5 separate regions of the Mus musculus genome follow, and all the other regions are linked to region 1. The links are chromatin loops, found by intact Hi-C in ENCODE. Cell type or tissue: left cerebral cortex. All regions are shown on one strand.

Region 1 (5,000 bases):
TGATGGACCCTTCAGGGTACAGGCAGATCTGCAGAGCAGAGGAGGAGGCTCTGGGACAGCGGAGAGTCTGTAAGGAGGAAGAAGAATCAGGTCTGCTAACTGGAGGGATTCTTCCTCCTGGAGACATCTCCCCCCACCCCGCGCGCCCACCCACCCACCCACTTCCCTGTGCTGCATCAGAAAGAGGCCTCCTTGGACCCCTGCTGGTCCCATGTGAATTTGGTTCAGTAGCTCTGCCCGCAACAAGCTTTCCTGCCTGAACTAAGAGTGAGTCCCTTCACTGGAACTGAGGGCCTTCCTGGGTCCAGGAGTGGTCTCCTCGTTGCTAATAGTCAAGATCTGAACAAACTAAAGATGGTTTGAAGCAAGGCACTGTTTTGGTTGTGTACAATGACGATGTGGAAATCCTCAAAGAGGCAAGATCCCTTCCCCTACAATAAACTACTTGATGGGACCAGCAGAACATTAAGGTAATTATACTGCGCAGGAGAATCAGACTGGGCATTGTGCTGTTCGTGCGTTTTCTCACTGGAATATACAGACAGACAGCACAGCCATTGGCACCTTTGTCCCCACCACTGACATGTTATCTTCTCTAGGCGTTGACACACACACCCCAGCATAAGTCTATGCTCTTGTGAGCCCTATCCTGTGGCCTACTCACAACTCTATGCACTGTCCATCTGATGCCCATGGCCACTCACTCCATAGAGGTGATAGGAAGTAACAGCCTTCCCTAAACCCTGTGCAAACAACAATCATATCAACCATACATTCCGCTTCTTCTGGACCAGATAGATGATAGGCAAAGTATCAAACCTCATCCCATTTAATCCTCACAGGACCCTGAGGAGTTGATCATCATGACCCTATTCTCCTGGAGGGACAATGAAATCCAAAGAGGCTAGGGAATTTACCAAAATTACACAGCTGCTACACCTAGAATTGGCCTTGAATTCTTGTATTTGTGGACAAGCCCAAAGACACGCTTGTCCTCTGGGATTTTAAACCACTTTGAGGCCACAGTTCTGTTGTTGGAGCACTTGTTCATACTGTGCATGTTCTCCATAACATACAAGCTAAGGGTCTCTGTTCTCTAAGAGCTGCACATACCCAGCACAGCCCATACCACCCCCTGAGATCGTCTTGAAGGAGACACTGACCTGTTGCTCTTGGTGCAGGGCTGCTCAGCATCCACAGCCTGGCCTCTGTACAATCCTGGAAATCAGACAAAAGGCAGACTTCTGAGGAGGGGAACTTCTACCATGCTAGACATCCTGCCCATTCCCTGCCCACCCATTTATGACAGCCAGTGAGTGGCTTTCCACGGGTTCTTCTACAGCAGGACCAAACCTTAACTGCATTCCTGGAATGACATCGTCATACTCCTGGCTTTAGGGACCCACCTCCAGGACCTGAAAAACCTAAGAATCACCAAGGCTTCATTATACATCCACTGCCTCCAATCAGAGCTCACCATCCCACCCCACCTCCTAGCCCCAGGGACATCCTTAAAAACAGCTTCCTTGGACACCCTCCCTCAATTAGTGAACCTCTGAAGTCCACAGTAATGAATCACATTCATCCACTCAATCAACAAATATTTCATGAGTATTTTCAGCATGTCAGGCCCTCTACTAGGCAACATGAATAAGACACTTGGCCAGCTTGCTCACAGGATGGGGTTGAAGAACAGGGCTGACAGTTATACATGGACACCATGTGCCCTAGGCAAGTATAGGACAATCAGGGTACCCATCAAGGGCCACCTCCTCCCAGAAAAAAATAATTGGGGAAGACAACTTAGGGAGGTGTTATTTGAGCAGTGTCTTGAAAATAAATGTTGAGTTGCTCTGGAGAATAGAGTAGCTCTTGGCAGAGGGGACTGTGCAAGCAAAGGCTTGGAGGGATGGAACAGTACGGCCTGCTCTAGACATGGAGTTGACATGGTACACATGCATGCTTAAAAGGGCAAAGCTCTGGGTAGCAAACACATGAAAGGTAAAGGCTCTGTGCACCTAGCCAATGCGGAACCTTGACTTTCTAAGTTTAAAGAGCTAAGATATTGCTTTAGTAGACTGGATGGTGTGTGGAGGTCAAGACCTACTCTCTCTCTCTCTCTCTCTCTCTCTCACACACACACACACACACACACACACACACACACACACACACACAGTGCTAGGATCAGTTTAGACCATTAGGAAATAACGAACTGCAACCTAGAACTAACTCTTAGTAGACCATAACTCTTAGTCCAGACCTGTACATCTGGTCTCTACACAAATGCCACTTAACTATGAAGGGAAAATTAACTCTCCTTCTTCATCTCACCCCAGTACAAGCCTTCTCTCAGTGGCAGCTTCTGTCTGACCATCTCAGCCCAAGTAGCACACAGGACCGCGCAGGCTGATGAGTGTATCTCCCAGAAGGTGGCGCCAAAGATCAAGCAACTGATTGAGAGTCTTCTCTGCATCCCAGAAAGTTCCCCAGAAATTGAAGGTACAGAGTAAGTGTACTAGAGTCCCAGGGCTCAGTCCCAGCACCACAACAACCATAGCATAAAGACACACTTAATAATAGCAAATACTTAACCTAGTACCTTTTCCAGTTTGCATTCCTCTAACGACACAATTTCCTCAACAGACAAGTGGCTTATCAAACCCCTATTGTCTTTCTATGCTAAAAATATGGCTCAATTTTCTCAACTATTTGGAAATGCCAAGCTAGAACCCTAAAAAACTTTATTAAATATCTTTGATTTGTCCATCATTCACTGGTAATTTATCTCAAGAAATAGACTAGCTAACGGTTTTAAGCAATAATTAAGAAAATACTCAAAAAGAAAGAAAATATTCACCACTGTAATGTCTATAATTTAGATGCACAGGTAAATCATGTAATTAACACTTTCAGTATTTATACAAATACTCTATAGTATTTTGTATTTCACCTCTAGTTATCACATGTGGAATGAAGATCCAATAACTAGCTGCTTGCCAGATGCCAGCACCTCTTCCTGACTTGTCTCCCTCCCTGGTCACAACCCACCTCCTCCAGGGACTCTCTGCACCTCCTCCTGGCCTCTCTCTTTATGATCACACCTCACTTCCCCCAGGGACTCTATTCACCTCCCCCTGGCCTGTCTCCCTCCCTGATCACAACCCACCTCCTCCAGGGACTCTCTCTGCACCAAAAGTGATTCAGACACCAGGTTATGCTACCTGCACTTCCTTCCTGGCCCCATCCTCTAAGATCGCACACGCTTAAGGCTGCTTTCAGGGACCACCACCTGCTTCTGGCCCCTTTCCCTACTCTGGAACTCACCATATACCAGCCCCAGGGACTCCCCAGGCACTATGTGTGTATATATACACATAGTGCCTATATATGGAGAGAGAGAGAGAGAGAGAGAGAGAGAGAGAGAGAGAGAGAGAGAGAGAGAGAGAGAGATTTGGAGAACACCATAGAAAAATCTCACCTCTGAGGCATAGAAGGAGATTGCCATAGCAAAGACATAGAAAATATGTTCAGTAAATCATAAAAGAAGGACTTCTAATCGCGTTCTTCCAGTCCTGGCCTTTCTCTTCTCCATTCCTCCGCCATCGTGTGCGCTATTCTTGATTCGGTTTCTCGCCATGTCTTCTCACAAGACTTTCTGAATCAAACGATTCCTGGCCAAGAAACAAAAACAAAATCGCCCTATTCCTCAGTAGATCCAGATGAAAACTGGTAACAAAATCAGGTACAACTCTAAGAGAAGACACTGGAGGAGAACGGAGCTGGGTCTGTAAGGATTCACACAATGGCAAGACTGAGGATTTATACTGAATTGTCATCAATCAGTCCTACCTAGAGACTTTTCGTGTCTTAAATTAGGATGTTTGTCCAGTAATAAAATATAGACCCTTTCAAAATGAAAAAAAAAATCATAAAAGTTCCCAAACCTGGAGTGAGAGCTGTCTATTCAGGAGAAGTCTATAGAACACCAAATAGATAAGACCAAAAAAATAAAATTTTCATGCTGTATTATATTTTAAACATTAGAAACACAGAATGAGAGAGGGTATTGGAGCTGCAATATAAAAAGTCTAATATCTTAAAATTGAAGAAAAGTAAAAATAATTCACGATAAAAACAAATTAAAGGAACCTATGACTCCTAAACCAGTTCTACAGAGGCTTCCAGAAGGAATACTTCAGTATGGAGAGAAGAATAAACACAAATAAACAATGCTAGGATAGAAAAGACCATAAAATTAACAAAACGACAGAAATTAATACACACATTTGTTTGTTTGTTTGTTTGTTTGTTTTTCAAGATAGGGTTTCTCTGTATAGCCCTGGCTGTCCTGGAACTCACTCTGTAGACCAGGCTGGCCTGGAACTCAGAAATACGCCTGCCTCTGCCTTTTGAGTGCTGGGATTAAAGGCGTGCACCACCATGCCTGGCTCACACATTTCTATAATAATTCTAAATACTAATGGCCTCAAAAATATCTTGAAGAAAAATTAGCCAGGAAAATGAAAGACCTGTACAATGAAAAGTTTAAAACACCAAAGAAAATTTGAAAAAGATATCAGGGGATGGAAAGACCTCTCACCCTCATGGATTTATAGTAGGATGATTGTGAAAATGGCCATCCTACCAAAAGCAATTTATATATTCAGATAGGTCCCTATCTCTTATCTTTTCTAACAGTCAGTTATAAAATGAGCCAAAGACATTAATGTAAAACTTGAAACCTTGAAGCTGCAGGAGGAACACATGGAAGAAACACTAGGCAAGAACATTCTCAAAGGGACTCTCATAGCTCAGAAAATAACAGCAAGAAGTCAGAAATGAGATCGTCTGGAATCTAGAGGCCTCTGCCTAGCAAAGGAATAACCAAATAGTGAAGAGACATTGAGATTATATCTAAGATAATTAAGAACCCAAAATTAAATATTAAGAACCTAAATCATCTCATCAATAAAATCTACCAAACAGGTGGTTCTCAT
Region 2 (5,000 bases), 160 kb after region 1:
CCTATAGGTGGAACAACATTATGAACTAACCAGTACCCTAGCCATCCCTGTCCTAGTCTATATCTGGGTTTCACTCTTAAATCCATTTATCTTTAAGGCATATACAATTTTGTGCATATTTGATGCCATTAAGAATATTCTTGGGTGAGAAAAAGCTAAAGAGATGGTTCAGTGATTTAAGAGTACTTACTGCTCTTGCAGAGGTCTCCAGATGGGTTCCCATATCAGGAAGCTCCTGTTAACTCCAGCTCTAGGGAATCCAACACTCCTGTCTTCAAAGCCCCAGGGGATTTTTTGTCTCTGAGCACTCTCACACGCAGGCACACACACACCTGCACCTAGTTTTCAAGTAGTGATTTTTACAGCAATCTGTCAGAGAGCTGAAGCAATGGCTTAGGACATGATGCTTTTTCAGAGACCTGGTTTGGTTCCATGTACCCTTGTCAGCAGCTTACAACTGCCTGTAACCAACTCCTCTGATCTCCCTAGGAACCTAATATGTACATACCTTTCCTCACACCTGCATATACACACCAAAAAACAAAACAAAGCAAAAAGGTAGAGCCAGCAAAATGGCTCTGAAAGTTAAGGGGCCTACTGCCAAACCTGAAGGTTCAATGCTGGGGACCCACATGATGGAAGGAGAGAATTGACCTCTCACAAATTGTTCTCTGACCTCTACCCATATGCCATGGCAAAGGTTTCCACACACACATGAACACACACAAAATAAAACTGAAAAACAAATCAAAAACAACTTTAGAAGCTAAAGCTGGTATAAGCCTGAACCTGAGGCAGGAGGATCACATACATAGTCAAGGCCTGTGTGTACTACAAAGCAAATTCAAGTCCAATCTGGCAATTTAGTGAAACCTTATCTCAAAAAGTGAGGTGGGGGTAGAGGGAAGGTACAGTAGGACTATAGCTCAGCAGAACATTTGTCTAGCAATCACAAGGCCCTGGTTTCAAGCCCCCCTCAAAAATTTCAGCAAAACAAAAAACCCTTAACTTTAAATCCTGTCATGGTGGCACAGACCTGTAACTCCAGCACTTGAAAGACTTAAAACAGAGCTTGTACACTATGCCCCTCCTTAGAATTGGGAACAAAACACCCATGGAAGGAGTTACAGAGACAAAGTTTGGAGCTGAGATGAAAGGTTGGACCATGTAGAGACTGCCATATCCAGGGATCCACCCCATAATCAGCATCCAAACGCTGACACCATTGCATACACTAGCAAGATTTTATCGAAAGGACCCAGATGTAGCTGTCTCTTGTGAGACTATGCCGGGGCCTAGCAAACACAGAAGTGGATGCTCACAGTCAGCTAATGGATAGATCACAGGGCTCCCAATGGAGGAGCTAGAGAAAGTAGCCAAGGAGCTAAAGGGATCTGCAACCCTATAGGTGGAACAACATTATGAACTAACCAGTACCCCGGAGCTCTTGACTCTAGCTGCATATGTATCAAAAGATGGCCTAGTCGGCCATCACTGGAAAGAGAGGCCCATTGGACAAACAAACTTTATATGCCCCAGTACAGGGGAACGCCAGGGCCAAAAAGGGGGAGTGGGTGGGTAGGGGAGTGGGGGTGGGTGGCTATGGGGGACTTTTGGTATAGCATTGGAAATGTAAATGAGCTAAATACCTAATAAAAAATGGAAAAAAAAAAACAGAGCTTGTGAGCTCAAGGCTAGCCTTGGTAACACGGCAGGACTTTCTCTAACAAAAATAGCAAATCTTTAGAAATAAAACTCGAGGGCAGTGGTGGGATACACCTTTAATCCCAGCACTGGAGTTCAAGGGCAGCCAGAGTGAGTTCCAGGACAGCCAGGGCCACACAAAGAAATCCTGTCTGCAAGAAAGAGGGAGAGGGAGATAGATGGGGAGAGGGCAAAAAAAAAAAAAAAAAAAAAAAAAGAGGGAGTGGGAGAGAGGAAGAGAGAGAAAAGAAAGAACCCTTAACATGAATATTACATGGCTTTCTCATCAATTCCCATGGAGAAGGCTATGGACAATAGCACTTAGATGGCTCAGCGGTTAGGAGTACTAACTGCTCCTGAGTTCAAAACACAGCAACCTTCAAATCCCAACAACCACATGGTGGCTCACAACCAGCTGTAATGAGATCTGATGCCCTCTTCTGGCGAGTCTGAAGACAGCTACAATGTACTTACATATGATAAATCTTTTTTAAAAAGGAAAGAAGGAAGAGGAAGAAGAGGAAGAAGAAGTAGAAGAGGAGGAGGAGGAGGAAAGAGAGAGAGAAAGGAAAGAAAGAAAGGAAGGAAGGAAGGAAGGAAGGAAGAAAGAAAAGAAAGAAAGAAAGAAAGAAAGAAAGAAAGAAAGAAAGAAAGAAAGAAAGAAAGAAAGAAAGAAAGAAAGAAAGAAAGAAAGAAAGAAAAGATCAGCCTGGTTTACATAGTTACAGGGCAATCTATCTCCAGAAGTCTAGATCCGCCCCCTACAGGCCCATGGAAGAAGAGGCTCTGGTCCCGGCCCGCTTGCCGGGGCTCACTGAGGACTCCATTTCCCAGCTATCCCACTGCCGTCTGGGCTGTATATCTAAGCGCCCTCTCGCGGTGCACAGCGGCGGTCTGGAGTTCCCGGCGACCCTCGCGGCAGGCTGAGGGCGTCAGGGCAGTTCGCGATGGCCGCGGCTGGTTCCGCTGCTGTGTCAGGGGCCGGGACCCCAGTGGCGGGGCCCACAGGCCGCGACCTCTTTGCCGAGGGGCTCCTGGAGTTCCTGCGACCCGCGGTGCAGCAGCTCGACTCTCACGTGCACGCGGTCAGGTGCAGGACCGGGTTGCTGGGGGCGGGGCCTAGGGAACTGGCTTTGTAGGGGCGGGGCCCCGAAGAAATACTAGATACATTCTTGAGACACTGATGTTGAGACTGGGTAAATAGGCGGAAGGGCCTGGGTGAGGCCTTGAAGTTGAGGTTGGCTTGTCTCAGTATTTGGGGAATAAGTAGAATTCGTTTCCCGCGTCCCAGTCACTGACCGTTGTAGACTTTTGTACCACTTTGCAGAGAAAGCCAAGTAGAGCTCCGGGAACAAATTGACAACCTAGCTACAGGTGAGTGAGCAGCCAGGATACCTAGAATCCCTGATCTCACTTTCGGGAACTTTGTTTCCCCAGGTTTTAGGCTAAGTTTCTGTCACTTGCTTCTCAATATCAGAACTACCCAAGGACTCCAATTTCTGGGGATATTTTAGGACAGAATGGAAGAAGGGAAGGTGTCTGTGGCCCACACAAGACTGCAAGAGTATTTTTCATCCCATTCCTCTCTTCCATTCCCTAAGAACAAAAAATGAGCCATTAGATGTTGGTTGCCCATTTCCTCTTCCCAGAACTGTGCCGGATCAATGAGGATCAGAAAGTGGCCCTGGATCTGGACCCCTATGTTAAGAAGCTGCTTAATGCCAGGCGACGAGTTGTCTTGGTCAACAATATTTTACAGAATGCACAGGTAAAATAATAAAATAGTAATAATAATAATAATCCCAGCAGTGCATGGTGGTACATGCTGTAGTTTCAGCATTTGGTAGGCTAAGGCAAGAAGGATGGCTTGAACTTTGAGCAGAGCCTGGACTATCAAATCAGCTAGGGCTACATAGCATGACCCTCTTTCAAAAAAATTTCTTCTTGTTTATCCTGCTTTATGTCTTCAACACTGTGAAGCAACTATGGGGGAAAAGAGTGGTGTTAACTAATCTGATAATAAAGGCCCATATTCCCCTCACCCCATTACTAGGCCTCAAACTAGACAAGTGCCAATTCTTAACTTCTAATTCTTAACTTCTAGTGGCTGTCATTTACAAGTCCATTTTAACGTAAAGGGCTGGCTTGAAAAGAGCCAAAGCCAGCTGGACATATAAGCAGGCAAATTTCTGAGTTTGAGGCCATCCTGGTCTACAGAGCAAGTTCCAGGGCTACACAGAGAAAAAACAGTCTGGGGACAGGGGCAGAGGGGACTCAGTTAAAACCTTTTACAGCAGTCATTAGATTCCCCATCTTCCTGTCTTACAGGAACGACTAAGGCGGTTAAACCACAGCGTGGCCAAGGAAACAGCTCGCAGGAGAGCTATGCTGGATTCAGGAGTTTACCCTCCTGGTTCTCCAAGCAAATAAGCACGGGCCCGTGACCTGAGTATACAAGTACAATTCTCCAACGGCTTTGTCTGGTAGACACGAGAAGATTCCAGGAAAGTCTCTGTAGACCTTTGATTTTTTTTGCACTATGTACTCATTCATGTAGCCGCCTCAAGAAACATGCGTACGGCAGGACTATTTCCTAAAGAACCTCCATCACAGCTTGTCCATCCAAGAAAGAGCCTCTACCTTTTGGGTTTTGTTAATCTTGAGACAAGATCTCAGTATGTAGTCCCGGCTGGCCTCAAACATGTCCTCTTGCCTTAGCCTCCTGAATGCTGGGATTATAATAGGCATGTGTCAGAGTGCCGGGCTCAAGCCTCTATATATTTCCCCCAAAGAATACTAAGTAAATTAGGCATCGTGTGGTAGAAAATTGAGAAAACACCAGATTTAGTGAGAAAGTATACTCCTATTTCTCCCCCTCTGCTTCACCACAGTTCCTCTCAGAAGGTAATAACCTTTCCAGGATCATCTTACACTCTATAATGTTTAGGTTAACTCCTATTAACAAGTTTCGCAACTGTTGCCTTCATTGCTACCCAAGGAGAGCATGCCAGATAGCGAGGATCCAAGGTCAAGGCAGAGCCTTGACAGCTAAGAGTCCTAAGCTTTTGCGATTTTTTTTTTTGTTTAGACTACATATTTTAAGGGCTAGAGGGATGGCTCAATGGTTAAGAACACTGGTGATTCTTCCAGATGGCGTCCAGTGCTTAGCGCCCACATGGTGACTCACAGCAGCCTCTAACTCCAGCTCCAGGGGAACCCAATGCCCTTGTCTGGCCTTTTGGCCCAGCACACACACACATATGATGCAGATATATATGCAGGCAAAACAACCATCC
Region 3 (5,000 bases), 240 kb after region 1:
TTGAAGCTGCAAGATACCTGCCGTACTCAGGTGAGGCCAAAAGCAAAGAGGGGGCACTGGAGGGTCACTAGAGCATGTGCCTAGCACACACAAGGCCTAGATTCAAGCTCCAGCTCCAAACAAGAAAAGAAAACAGCTCAGAGGTGTAGGCTGGAGGTGAACCTTCTAAAGAGAGGCTGGGGAGGCAGCTCTGTTACTGTGCATCTAAACTGTGCACAATTGAGTTGGCTCCTTTTCCAAATTCACATCTCTGCTCTGAATGTCTTTTTCTCTCCTTTAGTTGGTGTGGTTGGTTCGGGAACTAGTAAAGAGTGGAGTTCTGGGAGCTGATGGCGTTTGCATGACATTTATGAAGCAGATTGCAGGTAAGCTTGCTAGCTAGAGCACTAGAAGAAAGGGAAGGAGCCCAGAGATAAGTCTAAGCAAGGGCTGAGTACCCGTGAGGAACTCAAGTGATACGGTTTGGACCCTAGTGTAGATGTCTCCTGGCCACATATGTTGCAGAAGAAAATGGATCAGAAAATCACAGGGGTCTTTGGATTAGTGAGTCTTGCCTTGGTTTCTTTCCTGCTAACTTAAGAGCTGACCAGGTTTGGTCTGTGTTAGCCACTCATCTCTCTCGAGTTGAGCAGCATGCTAGATCAGGAAGGGGGTGCAGAGAGAATCGAGTGAAGCCATTTGCTCTCTGCCTTTCTGCTTTCCCCGACTCTGCCCCTGTTCTAAACACTGGGTCGCTAGTGATTTTGGCATTTTGGAGCTAGTCTGAGGGACAGTGTCACGGAATAGTCCCTGACATTTAGGGTTTTTCTAATCTTCGAATCCGTGACATCTTTCTGAAATACTGAATATGAGAAAAGTCTGCTCAGGCCACCTCTCCTGCTTTGAGATTGTTTGCATTTTGTTTTCCTGATTAAAACAAGAAACAAAGCAAAGTATTAATAATAATAGATAAAAATGAGGCCAACTCTGTGGCTCTGCTTCACCATCAGCGTCTGGGTTCTGTTTCCTGTGGCGATAAGAACTGTACCTAAGTTCTCGTGAGTTTGGGCAAGCACTCCACCTCTGGAGTATGCCGTGTCCAGCTCCTCCCTCCCCCCCACCCCCCTTTTCTTTTTAAATAAAACAAGTCCTGCTATGTAGCCCATGCTGGCCTTACACCCACAGTCCTCCTGCGACAGCTTCTTACCTGCCTTGGCACCTGGCTGTGCTGTGCATTTTCTTCAGGATTTTCTCTTTACACTGATGTCACTGCGTCACATGTATGGCCCTAATCTTTGTGATGCAACTAGGTGAACACTAACCTTGTTTTTCACTGAGATCCAGAGCAATGTGTAGCCTTGGTGTGCTGAGTATTTATTTTTATTCTTTCTTGGCACTTTCTTAACTGTTTGACACTCTCAGCCCCATTTCTCATTCCAATATTTTTATCTGGCAACACTGCATTTTAATTCTGCTCCAGGGATTTCAGTGGCAAGATCCAAAGGCTGGTGTATAGATATCCCTTAGCCTGTCAGAATGCTGAATCCCACCCTGACTCTCAGACAGTAGACTGCAGCTGCTCTCAGCTGCCTGCATCTTTTAGGCCCTGGTTCAGATACCGCCTTTTCAGCTGGGGCGTCTAAGGTCTGTTTTTCTCAGTCATCACTTTTCAAGGACAAAGCATTACCTCTGCAGTTCTGGTGGATAGAACAATATCATCCTCTCTGGTTTGGGGGGGAGGGCAGCAGTTCTAGAACATTCTTTCTCTCTCAAGGCAAAGGGAAAATGTTTACATCCTAAAAGAGAGAACGGTTTATTCTAGCATTCAGGGCAATAGTGGTGGGAGAGTGGACCATCGGGATGACTGAAGAGATTTATTCGATTAGCTGAGTTGCTAATTAGAGCTACTGTATTCTGATTCTTCCCCCTCCCACCCCTTGAAATCAGGTGGCGATGTTACAGCCAAAAATATCTGGTTGGCAGAAAGTGTCCTGGATATCCTGACGGAGCAGAGGTAGAGTCTCCCATGAAGGGTGGGGCTGTGAGGGGTGTGAGTATGGGACATGGGAAAGAAAGGCTGGTGGCTCAGAGCACTCTGAGGCCAGGGGAAGGTGTGGCAGGCCTGATGGTGGCAGATGGAGAACTAAGGTCAAAAGATGGAGGAATGGGAAAGAAGGCGCTTGCTAAAATATCTCAGAGCCCAGAAAATCTGGTCTCATCTGATAAGGGTTTATTTTTGACCCAGACCTCCTTGGAATGTTTATGTTTGGGGGGACTGAGAGGGAAATGAGCTCAGCAGAGGGGCCAGCCAACCACACGAGCCTGGCAGGTACCATACGCTCCTCCCTCCCAGCCTCAGGCCAGCACATGCTCTTTTTTGGAATGTCACAGGGCCAATGTAGGTGACTAGGGAGCAGAGAATCCTGCTATAAAGTGACATGGGGCCACATTTGAACTTCTGGCTCCTGTTCTCCAACAAAGTGAAGGGCTGTGTGAGGGCCCTTCTAGTATGTAAATTTGCTTGTGGCTTCCCCTTGATGCTAATAGGGTCCCAGTTTCTGCATCACTTCTTTTAGTGACTCTTTCTGAGTAAAGACAACAAGTAGCCAAATGACTGAGAGGCCTAAAATTCATATTCATTTCAGATTAAAAGGATGGTTTCTTCATAATCGAGAGCTATGTTCTGCCCAGCCCTGCTCTGTAGTGCCACCTCGTGGCCTGGATCCAGTTATGCAGCTGCCCTGGGGCTGGTCATCACACTAGCAGTGGGACTTCCTAGGAGTTTCTTACTTGGCCTCTGCTTCTTTCTCTTGGTCTCTGTGTTTCTCTGCTGTCTTTGGTGAGAGGCTCTCCCTTTCATCTGCTTCTCCTCTTCATTGTGCCATCCTCATGGCACATTTGTGCCTCTGCTAGTGACCTTCCTCCAAAGTGATTTTTCTCATAATGTCCCTCGTGTCAGATTCTGTTGTAGCTGAATTTCCCATGCAGGGTCACACAGCAGCCGCATGGCTGCCTGAGCCTTCACACGTTGGGTGAAAGGGAACACCTTGGCACTGAAGCCTGTGTTCTGCTTACCACCCTGTTTTCCTAACCTCTCCCAGTATTTCAGGGATGTGGGGTAAAAGGAAGTGCATGTCCTTGGCTAGCATTTCCATTTTGTGAAAACAAAAGGACAGTACTGGGCCTAGTAGTGCATGCATATAATCCTAGCATTTGGGAGGCTGAGGCAGGGGAATTACTCTGAATTCAAGTCTAGTCTGGGCTATATAGCAAGACTCTCGTTTCAAAAAACAGCTCACACATACACAAAAGAAAAAGAAAGAAGAAAAGAAGAGGCCTTGGCCTTTTAGTTAATTAAGTAGCTTGATTACTTTTCCTGAATCAGGAAGTTGCCTGGTTATATTAATTAAACTCTTCCTCTAGCTCCCTGCCTTTCAGCAGGGGTGTCAAAGCAATTACAGCCGACTTGGCACTTAGACCCTCCCCACTGAGCCTTTACCTTTGTCCCTTTTGAAGCAGCGGGAAACAGATAATGTTTTTATCACTCTGTTTTCCACGGAAATTCTGAAACTGGGGAAATGGGCTTTGCCATCTAAAATCAGATGTCTCCCCTACACCCCCAAATCCTCCCCGATTTTGGGTTAGGGCAGGCAACTAATTATCTGAGGGTGGGGTGAATGGTTAGAACCTGGGAAAGGTTTGTGGTTTGGGGGCTGTCGTAATAAACCTGGTAGAGGCACAGCACAGCACAATGTGTTCTAAGAACTCCAGGGCCTGGAAAGGTCCTAGAAATCCCCAGAGGTCTTTGCATCATACTTAAGAGAACTACTGACCGAAAACACTTTCCATAGCTCAGCAGGAAAAATGGAGCTTACCTCTCTCCCAAGCCTAACATACACCGCTTCAGCTATGATATGCTCTGGCGGTTGAATGAGTTAACAAGCACAGCTACTTTATTGGTAGCTGTGAATGTATTTATGTTATAGGAGGCTGATTTCATTTGGTACCTACCTTAGTGAGGCATCTGTCTGGTGAGGGAAATTAGTTACCTTTACCTGTTAGTCAACTCATAGTCGGGTATAACAGCCAGAGTGAAACCCTCAGAAGCCAGAAGCCGTTCTCAGTGTGTGTCATCACAGCAGTATGAGGGTGAGGAGGTCTAGGCAAGCAGTCTGTGCAGTGTCTTCCCTTCCTGCAGGGAGTGGGTGCTGAAGAGCAGCATCCTCATTGCCATGGCTGTGTACACGTACCTCCGACTTATTGTGGACCACCATGGGACTGCCCAGCTCCAGACCCTTCGGCAGAAGGAAGTTGACTTCTGCATCTCCTTGCTTCGGGAACGGGTAAGGGAACAGGACAAACAGTATGAGGAAGTGATGCCAAGATGTGGTGTCCGTGTGGCCTTTATGCTTCTGGGCCAGAGATACCTTGTTAGGGGTGCAGGTGGTTCAGATGTGGTATTTTCATCATCCCTGGACAGCTCAGGAGCAAAGGACAGGGAACCGGAGTGGAATACCCCCTGCTCCTAGAAATGTCAGATATAATGCCACCATCCGCAGGGCTTTTCTGGTCCGTTCCAGCTTACATTGTTGTACAACAGACAGCTGCTATTGTGTGTCCACTGTTACATGAATCTCACCTCCCCCAGAAGTAATTGTTGTGTTTACTTGGGTGGTTACGAATTATTTACTATAGTTTCTCCCAAGAAAGATATTCTAACTCTAAGCTATGAGGACACTGACTACATAGGAAAAGTTAGTTAAAAGAAATATCAGATCAGAGTTCAGTAGTTAAGAACAGGTGCCGTTCTCACAGAGGACCCGGATTTGGTTCTCAGCACCTACATGGTGGCTCACAGCCATATAGAATTCCAGTTTCAGGGGACCTAGCACTCTCCTCTGGCCTCTGTAGGTATGTTGTGCACATATATACATGTGGGCAAAAACTGATACACATAAAATAAAAATCTCTCTAAAAAAAATTCAAAATGCATTCACATAATTGTATAGGCACATGTCATT
Region 4 (5,000 bases), 220 kb after region 1:
CTATTATTATTATTATTATTGTTTTTTTTTCAAGACAGGGCTACTCTGTGTAGCCCTGGCTGTCCTGGAACTCACTCTGTGGACCAGGCTGACCTCGAACTCAGAAATCTGCCTGCCTCTGCCTCCCAAGTGCTGGGATTAAAGGCGTGCGCCACCACTTCCTGAGTGAATGCAGCTTTGCAGATGGAAGGCAAGCACCCCAGCGCCAGCCCCCACTACACTATACAGTGCTTATTTAAAGATGCTATAAAGCACAATTGTGGTGGTGCACACATGCAGTCCTAACTCTTGAGAGGATCAGGAAAGTCATCCTTACCTACATAGGAACAAGTGTCTCAAAAAACAATAAATGAATTTTTAAAATTAAAAAAAGCACATGGAAGTTCCCTGGCAGGGCATTTACCTATTTTGAATTCCTGAGTTCAATCATCAGTACCACAAACAAACCCAGTACACTTCAAAAAAAAAAAAAAAATGGAAAGAATATTCAGTATTATACATCTTTTTTCCTTCCTTCTTTTCTTTTTTCTTTTTTTTTTTTTTTTTTTGTTTTTTTGAGACAGGGTTTCTCTGTGTAGCCCTGGCTGTCCTGGAACTCACTTTGTAGACCAGGCTGGCCTCGAACTGAGAAATCCACCTGCCTCTGCCTCCCGAGTGCTGGGATTAAAGGCGTGCACCACCACGCCCGGCCCTTTCTTTTTCTTCTTTCCATCCAATACATGTGTCCCGGTTATATTAAGCTATTGTAATGACTTGTTTGTAGTTCCGAGGCTGAATCAGTCCTTTACCTAGAAGTTATTCAAAGCTTACTCAGGAGGATTGTAGAATGCCAGAAGTGTATTTGGAGATCGGCCAGTCCGGGTCTTATTTTATTTGTAATTAGGATACAGAAGTCCCTGGGAGGCAGAAAGAATGCCACAAAAGTGAGGCCAGCTTGGGTTCAAGAGTGCTTCACTCCCAAAACAGTAGCTATGGAACTTGGAATTCTTCCAAGGACATTGTTAACAATTTACCTGCCCACTGGCCTTGAAAATGGATAGTGCAGGAAAATAGGCCTATATCTACAAATGGGGGACGGAAGGGGAACATGAATTTGATGGGCCAGCTTCCCACGTATTAGGATGGCAGGCATATATTACCACACCCACCTTAGAGCTGTGGACAGCAATAGGCTCATACGCCTAAAAATGAAAAGTTCTGTTGAGAGACGCACGGTAAAAGAACTCTCATACAATCAAGCCCTACTATGATCACAACAAACCACAACTCTCAATGGATTGTGTGTGTGTAAATACAATAGGCTTCAGTGACATTTGTCAGTCCCAGAGTCTCAAAAGACGAGGTCCCATCACTTAGTAAACTGTGTTAAAGCGAGTGCTGGTACGATTCTAACTATTTGGTTTGCACTAGAGAATCAATGCACTTTTTTTGTTTTCAAATTGTTACTAATAATTGCACACCCAAGAGCTCATACAATCGGCCGCGTGTAGCATTTTTAGTTCAGGAAGTAGCTTCAGACCCTGAGGGCGTTTGCTACGCGACTGCGTAGGGGTTGGGACTCGGCAGCTCCTTTTCCTGAATAGACACTTATGGGCTAGGTTTCCATCCTCCCAGCCTACTACCCAAGGACAACGTTCCGAACACCTGTAGGGAGTGGAGCAAGAGGGAAACGTCGCGCATGCGTGTTGGCGCGCGCAGGCGCAGCCCGGCTTTTTCCGGATCGCCCAGCAGTAGCACCCACTCCGTACCTCCCGTCCCGCCTCCAGATGCAGAGGAAGGATGCGATTGGGCACACTTGTTGCCCGTCAGACCAGACTCAATTCTTCTCCCTACAATTGGCAGCCCGGGAAAAGGCCAGTCCGCCGTCGTCGGCTTACTCCTTAGAGACCTGGCGCCACCGCGGAAGCCGCTATTGGCGGACGCCCGGGACCGCGACTGCTCACTTCCGGCGCCGGCGACGACTCTGCCCGCTCGGGCACTCTCAGCCTCCCCCGCCCTTCCACCATGGCCGCCTCTGTGTGGTGTGGGGAGAAGCTGGTCCTCCCATAGCGCTCCTGCTGCATCCTCACCCGCTAGGGGCCGGATTCCAAGGAACCGCGTTTCCCAATCCCGCCGGGAAGGTTTCCCACTCCCAATTCAGGGCCAGGACTCCTTCCCACGCCTCGAGAGGCAGAAACTTAGGGTTTCCCCTCCTTTCAGGATAAGAAGCCAGAGGGTTTCCCCCTCCACTTCTGCAAGGGTGGCAGCCTTGCCTATCTCCCTGCAGGACACAAGACCCTTAGTCTACCATACTTCTGCGCAAAAGCTTTGCCCCAGCCCGGCCACTCCTGAGGGAGCATCTAGAGAACCCGCGCCTTCCCCCTCCGCAGGAGAGGAGGCAAGAGTGCGGAAAGCCAGGCCTGTCGGCCTCCCTCCCACTTGTTCCTCTTGCTCCTCGTCCTTGGCAAGCCAGAGTTCTCCATTTCTAGGACTTAACACCCGTCTACTCCCTTGACCTCTTCTGGTCTCTTGGCTGCAGCCATGGAGTTACAGAAGGGAAAGGGGACCGTAGCAGCTGCTGCATCAGGAGCAGCGGGAGGTGGAGGAGGAGGAGCGGGAGCAGGAGCCCCAGGAGGGGGGAGGCTGCTACTTTCAACCAGTTTGGATGCCAAGGATGAGTTAGAGGAGGTAGGTGTGGGGGGTGGGGAAGGGAGTAAGGAATTGGGTTGAGGAGGGATGCTGGATCGCATATGGGGTGGGGGTGGGGAGAAAAGGCCTTCAAGTTTATTTTATTTATTTATTATTATTATTATTTTTTTTTTGTAAGGCAGAAACATTGCTCTTGCTTCCTGCTTCTGGAGGAAGAAGTGTGGGTCAATTTCCTGGACAGGTTGCCCTAGTAACAGCTGCCGCTATTAAGAAAATGGGTGTGAGGGGTGTTGGTTACAGAAGGGATGTAGCATCAGTACTGACCAAAGTTATTTTCATTTCTTCCCACATACACACCAATAGCTATCTAAAATATCCACCCTATTTGAGAGTGTTAAGTTGAAAAGTATATATGTGTTTACAGGCAGGTGTCTGAGGATTGGCAACTTCCTACAGACTTGGCCCCTCTTCTTAGATGGTATCATTGACTGTGTGTGGATACAGACACTTGTCAGTGATTTTAACCGAGCATTTATAGAGTGAGTGAAGACTTACAAGTAAGTAGTATCTAGTTTGGTAATATCAGTCATAGCAGTGGGGTGAGCCAGTATATAGGGGACTGCTTTCCTTAGTACCAGAGAGTACATACACACACGAAGGAGAGGTACGGGAGGCAGAGGCAAGTGGATCTCTGTGAGTTTGAGGCCAGCCTGGTCTACAAAGAGAGCTCCAGGACAGCCAGGGCTACAGAGAGAAACCCAGCCTCAGAAAACAAAACAAAACAAAACAAAACAAAACAACGACAGGCAGACACAGAACATGAGTGAGGAGGCTTGTCCCTTCCTTTTCTTTGCTTGGTCTCACCCTGTGCTTGACTAACTAGAGATGATCTGTGTAGCCACTTCCACAACTTACACACAGGAAGACGTACTTAGGATGTAGGACAGACGGAGGCATGATTGTTGAACTGTTTGTAAAGCCTAAAGCATTCAGTTCCATGGTTACCCAAGGATAGGGGGAGGAAATGAACAGGCCCTGTCCCCTCACTCACAGGCTGTTTCCCTGACACTATGTCACAGTCCTTTATCACATGCCAGAGTAGGCAGGTAAACTCAGAGTTGAAAAAATGTGAGATTGCCTTGCGTGGTGGTTCCCATCTGTAATCCTAGCACTTGGAAGGTTGAGTCAGGGAGAAAGAGAGAGATAGACTGAGAATATGAATGAGGATGAATGGTGAGTGTGTAGAGAGTTCTAGGCTAGCTGGGGCATCATTAGCTAGATCTTGCCATCAGAAACAAAAGGCAGAAGAAGAAGATACAGTAGATCGCAAGATGATGGCACATACACACAAAAAGAAACTTTATGGGCCTGCACTAGAGGCAGAGGAGTATCTCTGAGTTCAAGGCCAGCCTGGTTTACATAGCAAGCTTTAGGACAGCCAGGACTACAGAGACCCTGTCTCAAAAGAAAGCAGTGAACTTGAACCAAACTGGTCTTATAGCAACTGTGTGGTTTATCTGCCAGCAGACGTCTGGCTGGCTGGAAAGTGAGTTATGTTTTCATTGTATAATTCTATAAGCATTTAGACAAGTTTGCTATTTCTGTTCTTCCTGCTCCTCCTCCTCCTTTTTCTTCTTCTAATCAAGAAGGCATAATTAGAAATGTAAACAGTACTTCTAAGCCAGGCACGGTGGCCCAGGCACAGGTTTGTAATCCCAACACTCCAAAGAGACTGAGGCAAGATGATTGTAGGCTCATGACCACTGTGTCACCTTGTCCTACCCAGCTACATTTTTTTCCTGTTTCAATTAAAACTTTGTGTGTGTGTGAGTGACATATGTATGTGGTGTGCACATTCTGAAATGTATGTAGAGGTCTGAGAATTATCTTTATGGGGTTGTTCTCTCCTTCAATTTCTTGCAGGTTCTGCAAATTGAACTTGGGTCACTATGTTTCTACAGCAAAGCTCTTTATCTGCTGAGCCTCTCTGCAGCTCTGTTTTATTTTTCAGATAGTATCTAGTAGTTTGTCTAGTCTGAAACTTCTCTCTCTCTCTCTCTCTCTCTCTCTCTCTCTCTCTCTTCCTCTTCCTTCCTTCCTTCCTTTCTAAGACAGGGTTTCTCCGTGTAGCCCTGGATATCCTGGAACTCACTCTGTAGACCAGGCCTCTAACTCAGAGATCCGCTTGCCTCCCAAGCACTGGTATTAAAGGTGTGCACCACCACTTTCCAGTTACATCTGGAACTTAACTGTGACCACTTTGACTGTCAAGTATTGAGCCTGGTATTCTAGCACCAGAGCTCAGAGGGTAAACAGTCAGTAGGTGACTGACTGTCTCTGATCCTTCCATCAGAGCAGCTGAAAGACAAAGG
Region 5 (5,000 bases), 140 kb after region 1:
TTACATGCCTGTGAATTTTCATAAAGGATGTAAAATAAACTGCTAGCAGACTAGAATAGGATGTAAACTTAGAGTCAGTAAGTTAAACCCCTCCACACACATATCTGTGGAATGATTCCCTTACTAAGGGGATACCACAGGGAGTAGAAAGTAGTCATAGGTGTTCCTTACAGGCCTGAGTATACCAAAAGTATAGCTCACTATACCTTTATGTATTGTTTGTTGAGAAAGAGTCTCCCTAACCTGGCTTCAAAACCTGATCCTTCTGCCTCAACTTCCTGAGTGCTGGGATCACAGGCGTACGACATGCACCACCATGCCTGGCTTATAGTTTTATTTTTGTTAAGCCTCCTTTCAGTTTTTACTGTCTGTAAATCTTCGAGAATTCAAGTCTGGGTCCAGTTTTATGTTGAGAAAATGAGACCAGAGAGACATAGGCAGGACTTAACAGCATTGTTCAACAGAAGCACAGAGCCCAACAACAGCCTGTTCCCAACTGCAACAACACAGAATGTTTGCTCATACACACACACACACACACACACACACACACACACCACCTACCTGAGGCACCTACCTCACAGAACCACCTAAACATGCAGTCACTCACACTGTTTTCTGTCACATTACCTGTTCAGTGTCATCACCTGGCGTGCATAGAAAATCTTAGACCTAGAGCCCAGACCTAGAGCCCTCTACCAACCTTGAGCAAATGAGGCAGTTGCTGAGTGGCCAGTTCCTTAAATTCATTGATGTTCAGGCTGCCTTTGCGTCCTTCCCGCCCTGCAAAGGTGAAGAAAGTAGAGACCACAGTCTCAATGGCCGCCTCCAGTTCAGTCAGAGTCTCTGCTGCCATCAGTATACCAAAGCAGGAGCTGATGTCCACACAGATTGACCTGACAGGAAAGAAACAGACCAGGGGAATCAAGGATCCAAGAATGGGTGAAGTGGCTGCCTGGAAGGGTAATGACAATACTGTCTGTTCCAACAGTATTGCAGTTGAGGTTCGCATCAGAAATCATCTCTATCTGAGTGCCCTTTTGGAGTGTCTGTCTTAGGGATGGCTCTGTAGTGATCCTTCCATGGGACAACCACTCTATCTGTGACAGTCTTCCTTTGGAGTCCTCTGAATGTGCTAACATCCCATGTAGGGGCTCTGTTCTAATGGTCCTTTCTCTCTGTCACTCCCTGCCTGAAGGTCAGGAGGTTGTTTGTCTCCAATGTTGATTTGTATTGAGACTGGAGTCTCCACCCTCCCCACATCCTGGCTAAGGCTCCTAGTAGAGAAGCCTAGAGCTGGCAAAGGCCCAATTGAGGTCAGGGCTGGCTCAATTGGGCCAGATCCATCTTCTCTGCCCCATACCCTCCCTACCTCTGGCTATGGAGGTCAGAGTCTGCTCAGCACAAGAACCCACCGACCTTCCCTGCTACTGTCCATGACTGACAAGATCTAGAAAGGGACTCTTCAAACTCCTCACATCCACAACCCACAAAGTGTTTGGCCTGGACACCAGGGCCTTCGGGGGTCCAGGAAGGGAAGAAACATGCCCACTCGTCCCCTCATTTCTGTCTGTCCACCCACCCACATACTCCTCCGGGGACCGTTGCCTGCTCTCCTAAAGTCACTTCCTGAATCTCTGCCTGAACCCGCTTGGAAGGAGGGACCCGGGAGCTGATAAAGAAAGGAAGGTCTCCAGGTTCTCTGCAGTCAGGAAAAGTAACTCACCGGGAAAGAAGGTGGGATGCAGCTAACCGATCTGGAGCCCTGAGGCTGAAGTTTATAAGCACCAGGCAAGGCGAGAGCCACTCCCAAGTCTGAAGTGTCAAGTTTCCGCCTCCGCTGAGGGGACCGCCCCTGCTGTCACTAGCCATCCCAACACAGCGCCACGCGACTGGGACACAGCCTGATCAGGAAGGACCACAGGGTCTCATCCCTCCCAATTATGAGGGCTACTTGGGAGTCTGTGTTAGAGGGACTGCTACTGCTGCTTGAAAAAGATTAAAAAGAAAAGCAAACAAAATATACTTGGGGGATTCAGCACTGAAAAATCCCCTTCTGAGAAGGCAAAGAGATCCAAAGGCACTCGGAGAGCCCCAGACTAAGGGTCCCATAGTGGAACTCCTATTGAAATTCTTCACTGAGTTCCGAGACAGAAGCCCCTGTCGGAGGCGCACAGGCTAAGCACTCCTGGGCAGAATCCTTCCCTTTCCCTGCTCAGCCCGCACCGCAGCACCCAGCACCATAGCACCCTTCCCTCGACCTCCTTCCCTTCCACCTACTTCCCGCTAGGCTCAGGGAGGTGGTGCAAGCAAGAACGGAAAGAAACACAGGACAGCCCCTTCCCTCCTGGGAGACAGAGGGCGCCTCTGTCCACTCCTGGCCCTTAGCCCTTTGGGTGTCGTTTGTGAAGGGGTGGAGCCGTTGGGGAGGAGGTCGGTAGGGAAAGACGACTAAAAGACAGGTCTCCTCACACCGGTCCAGTGGCCACATTTGCAGCGTGCCCTTCTGTCGAGAATCTGTTCCGACGTCAGGCCGAGGCCAACCGTGAGTATCCTACCCTGCTTAGGATAGGTCTCTCTGGCTTAGCCAGCCTGGAAGAAAGGGAACTTCAGAAGGACCCCAAGAGCCCTGGAAAAGGATACTGTGGTGTCCGGGAGGAGTCGGTCAAGGGAAAGAGCAGTTCGGGAACTAGGGATGATGAAGTTTGGAAAGTAGTGAGAGGAGGTGAGTGAAGGTCAGAGAGCTGGGAGCGTGTGGTGAATGAGGGCGCCACCCAGCTTCCAGGCTACCAGGTCTTCCTACACAGAATCCTGTGTCTCCTGCCAGGGACGCCAGTCTCTAGGTGTGGGCAGGGAGGAGATACAGCCCTGCTCCTTCAGGGTAAGAATAAGAAAAGCTGTCCCTGCCCCTTCTCCACCCTCACTCTCTGCCTTCTCAAGAGCCAGGGAAGGCTCCTAGCAGTGGAGCTTACGTCATGTGGTATCTTTCTTAAAGAAGGGGGTCTGTGGCGGTGTGCACTGTCCCATCTCTGCCTCACAGACCTCCTCTCTAGCCCTTCTTTCTCAGCCTTGACCCCCTCTCCTCTCTCCCCTAATTTTTCCCTCTTTGTTTCCCACTGCTCCAAGCCCAGATCCTCCCCTACATAAAATTCCAAGCTGCTAGAGGGTTCCAGGCAACCTCCAGATGCCCCTCATAGATGAGAATGGTAACCGAGCCGCCCAAATTCCTCCCTTGAGCACCCTCTTATCCCTTTGATCAGCCTGGCTTGAATTCTCTCTCCCACTGTCTCTGTAACAACTGCTTCTTGTGACTGGAGTTCAGGTGACAGTCACAAGGGCTCCACTGAAGAGCTGGCATGTCATCTAATCAGGACCCATTGTCCAGAATACTCAGTGGTGAAGAAGGATGAGGACACCTGAGCTGAGACACATGAGCAACCCCTGAGGCTGTGGAAGGCATGACCCTCCCAGGGCCGAAAGATCGAGCCCCCCACCCCACCCCAGTTTAGTAGTCTCTTCTCAATAGACTTCTCCATTCTCCCACTCTCGCCCAGCCCTTGAGCTCAAATGACCTCATACATTCAGCCCTTTATCAAACACAAACCAGCCCTAGCCTGCTCCCACTGGAGCTACCGAACCAACGCTGGCCCGTGGCAGCAATGGACAGCATCAGGAAGAACACCTACAAAGCTCGTCTCCAAGGAAAAGCCTCAGACATCTCTTCTCCCTTCCTTCTACCTACCTGATGGAAAGGGATGATTTTGCAGAGAAAAGGACTAGAACAGGCAGTCATGTTAAGAATACCGCCATACCGCCCCCCCCACCCCCGTCCCCCAAAGAAGCCAAAATGGCATGCTGAAGAGAGAGGGGGAACTCAGACCAGTAATCTCAGCACACAGAGACACGACTGCCCAGAAGCTAAGGATCTGCTTGAGCTAATTCCAGGACAGCACAGGCTACAGAGTGTGACCCTGCTATAAATAAATAAATCCCAAGCACAAAAAGATGGAGATGTAGCCAAAGGGACCTGGGCTGAATCCTCGGTATCTTAAGAGGAAGAGCCATGCTTGCTGACAGGAAGCTTGGGAACAGTAAGACACCTCTTCCTCACTGACCCCCCATCAGCTCACCAAAGGTATCAGACTTCTTCCTGGGGTAGGCAGAGGAGATCGTAGCCCACTTAGTAGCAACAACAAAGCTTAACTGTGACAGGCCTGGAAGGTAAAACTAGAGCTCGAAGCCTGCCTGGTCCTGTGTCCACCCATGTCTCCCCTCCCGCTCCCCAGCCTTGAGTCAGCCACTGCAGATGTCTTTTGCAGGCTTCTGAAGACAGTCCAGTTCCTATTGCTTCATCTCCATGCCTATCCCTGACTCCCTCTGACGGGGAAATGATAGAGGGACCCAAAACGCTGGACCAGATTTAGTGCTAGGGTTTCTCCTACACTGCAAAATCTGAATGAAAGATAAAGTACAATGAGGTTCATCTCGCAGCTATTTGAGCGAATCCAGGGCCAGGGCTGAAGATTTCCCTTACCCAGACCACAGATGTCCTGAATCTGGTTTATAATTCACTTCCATCTTTGTGGGAATGGGTAGGTGTGCTGCTGAAATGGGCTCTGAGCTGGAGAGTGCCATGGAGACCCTCATCAATGTGTTCCATGCCCATTCGGGCAAGGAAGGGGACAAATATAAGCTGAGCAAGAAAGAACTGAAAGACCTGCTACAAACTGAACTTTCTGGCTTCCTGGATGTAAGCACAGGATTGAGGTACAGGGTGGAGGAAGGGGATGTAGCCCCAGCTGGCATGGAACTTGCTATGTAGATCAGGCTGGCCTTGAACTCAAATAGACCTACCTGCTTCTCTCCCCCACTGAGTGCTAGGATTAAAGGCATCGCTGTGCCCTAAAATGATTTTGTGTGTGAATTTTTAATTAAATGAAAGAAAGTCTGTAAGGTTCCCAGCTTGTCACAATGTAGACAATCATGTATGACAACAGATG

The links. A loop is a pair of places that touch in the nucleus more often than their neighbours do. Peaks named below come from ENCODE experiments on the same cell type or tissue, not always from the same donor. Only the 100,000 strongest peaks of a DNase experiment are listed, where the experiment ranks them.
Region 2: a loop joins it to region 1, with 10 times the contacts of the local background. A loop is called at or near these places in 11 of 42 quality-filtered maps.
Region 3: it touches region 1 in a loop (4-fold over the local background); 10 of 42 quality-filtered maps call a loop at or near these places.
Region 4: it touches region 1 in a loop (3-fold over the local background); 2 of 42 quality-filtered maps call a loop at or near these places.
Region 5: it touches region 1 in a loop (3.0-fold over the local background); 9 of 42 quality-filtered maps call a loop at or near these places.

What each region holds. Positions count from the first base shown.
Region 1 is chr3:90,650,505-90,655,504 of GRCm38, reverse strand. S100a7a (S100 calcium binding protein A7A) reads right to left here and starts at 1,203. Exons shown (of 3, transcript NM_199422.1): 1 at 1,164-1,203; 2 at 1-67. It also overlaps the pseudogene Gm19739. In left cerebral cortex, a CTCF peak has its summit at 2,426 (motif pointing right); a DNase peak (open chromatin) is centred at 2,433; H3K27ac peaks cover 346 bases.
Region 2 is chr3:90,488,626-90,493,625 of GRCm38, reverse strand. Snapin (SNAP-associated protein) reads left to right here and starts at 2,613. Exons shown (of 4, transcript NM_133854.3): 1 at 2,613-2,794; 2 at 3,032-3,078; 3 at 3,354-3,472; 4 at 4,033-5,000. The coding sequence starts at 2,652. The coding sequence ends at 4,134. In left cerebral cortex, CTCF peaks have their summits at 2,122 (motif pointing left), 2,396 and 2,596; DNase peaks (open chromatin) are centred at 2,125 and 2,561; H3K4me3 peaks cover 1,158 bases; H3K27ac peaks cover 955 bases.
Region 3 is chr3:90,410,523-90,415,522 of GRCm38, reverse strand. Ints3 (integrator complex subunit 3) reads left to right here. Exons shown (of 30, transcript NM_145540.3): 4 at 1-30; 5 at 281-365; 6 at 1,927-1,993; 7 at 4,178-4,322. Among named protein-coding and RNA genes, the nearest start is that of Ints3, 21 kb to the left of the region's middle. In left cerebral cortex, a CTCF peak has its summit at 2,693 (motif pointing left); DNase peaks (open chromatin) are centred at 1,377 and 2,693.
Region 4 is chr3:90,430,471-90,435,470 of GRCm38, reverse strand. It overlaps Ints3 (integrator complex subunit 3), which reads left to right and starts at 1,835. Exons shown (of 30, transcript NM_145540.3): 1 at 1,835-2,667. The coding sequence starts at 2,521. In left cerebral cortex, no CTCF peak of the experiment used is centred here; DNase peaks (open chromatin) are centred at 888, 1,806, 2,360 and 2,557; H3K4me3 peaks cover 2,683 bases; H3K27ac peaks cover 1,488 bases.
Region 5 is chr3:90,511,746-90,516,745 of GRCm38, reverse strand. S100a1 (S100 calcium binding protein A1) reads left to right here and starts at 2,416. Exons shown (of 3, transcript NM_011309.3): 1 at 2,416-2,545; 2 at 4,597-4,750. The coding sequence starts at 4,610. S100a13 (S100 calcium binding protein A13) reads right to left here and starts at 2,311. Exons shown (of 4, transcript NM_009113.5): 1 at 2,281-2,311; 2 at 1,727-1,988; 3 at 704-896. The coding sequence starts at 856. In left cerebral cortex, a CTCF peak has its summit at 2,304; DNase peaks (open chromatin) are centred at 1,825, 2,357, 2,835 and 4,290; H3K4me3 peaks cover 2,347 bases; H3K27ac peaks cover 2,427 bases.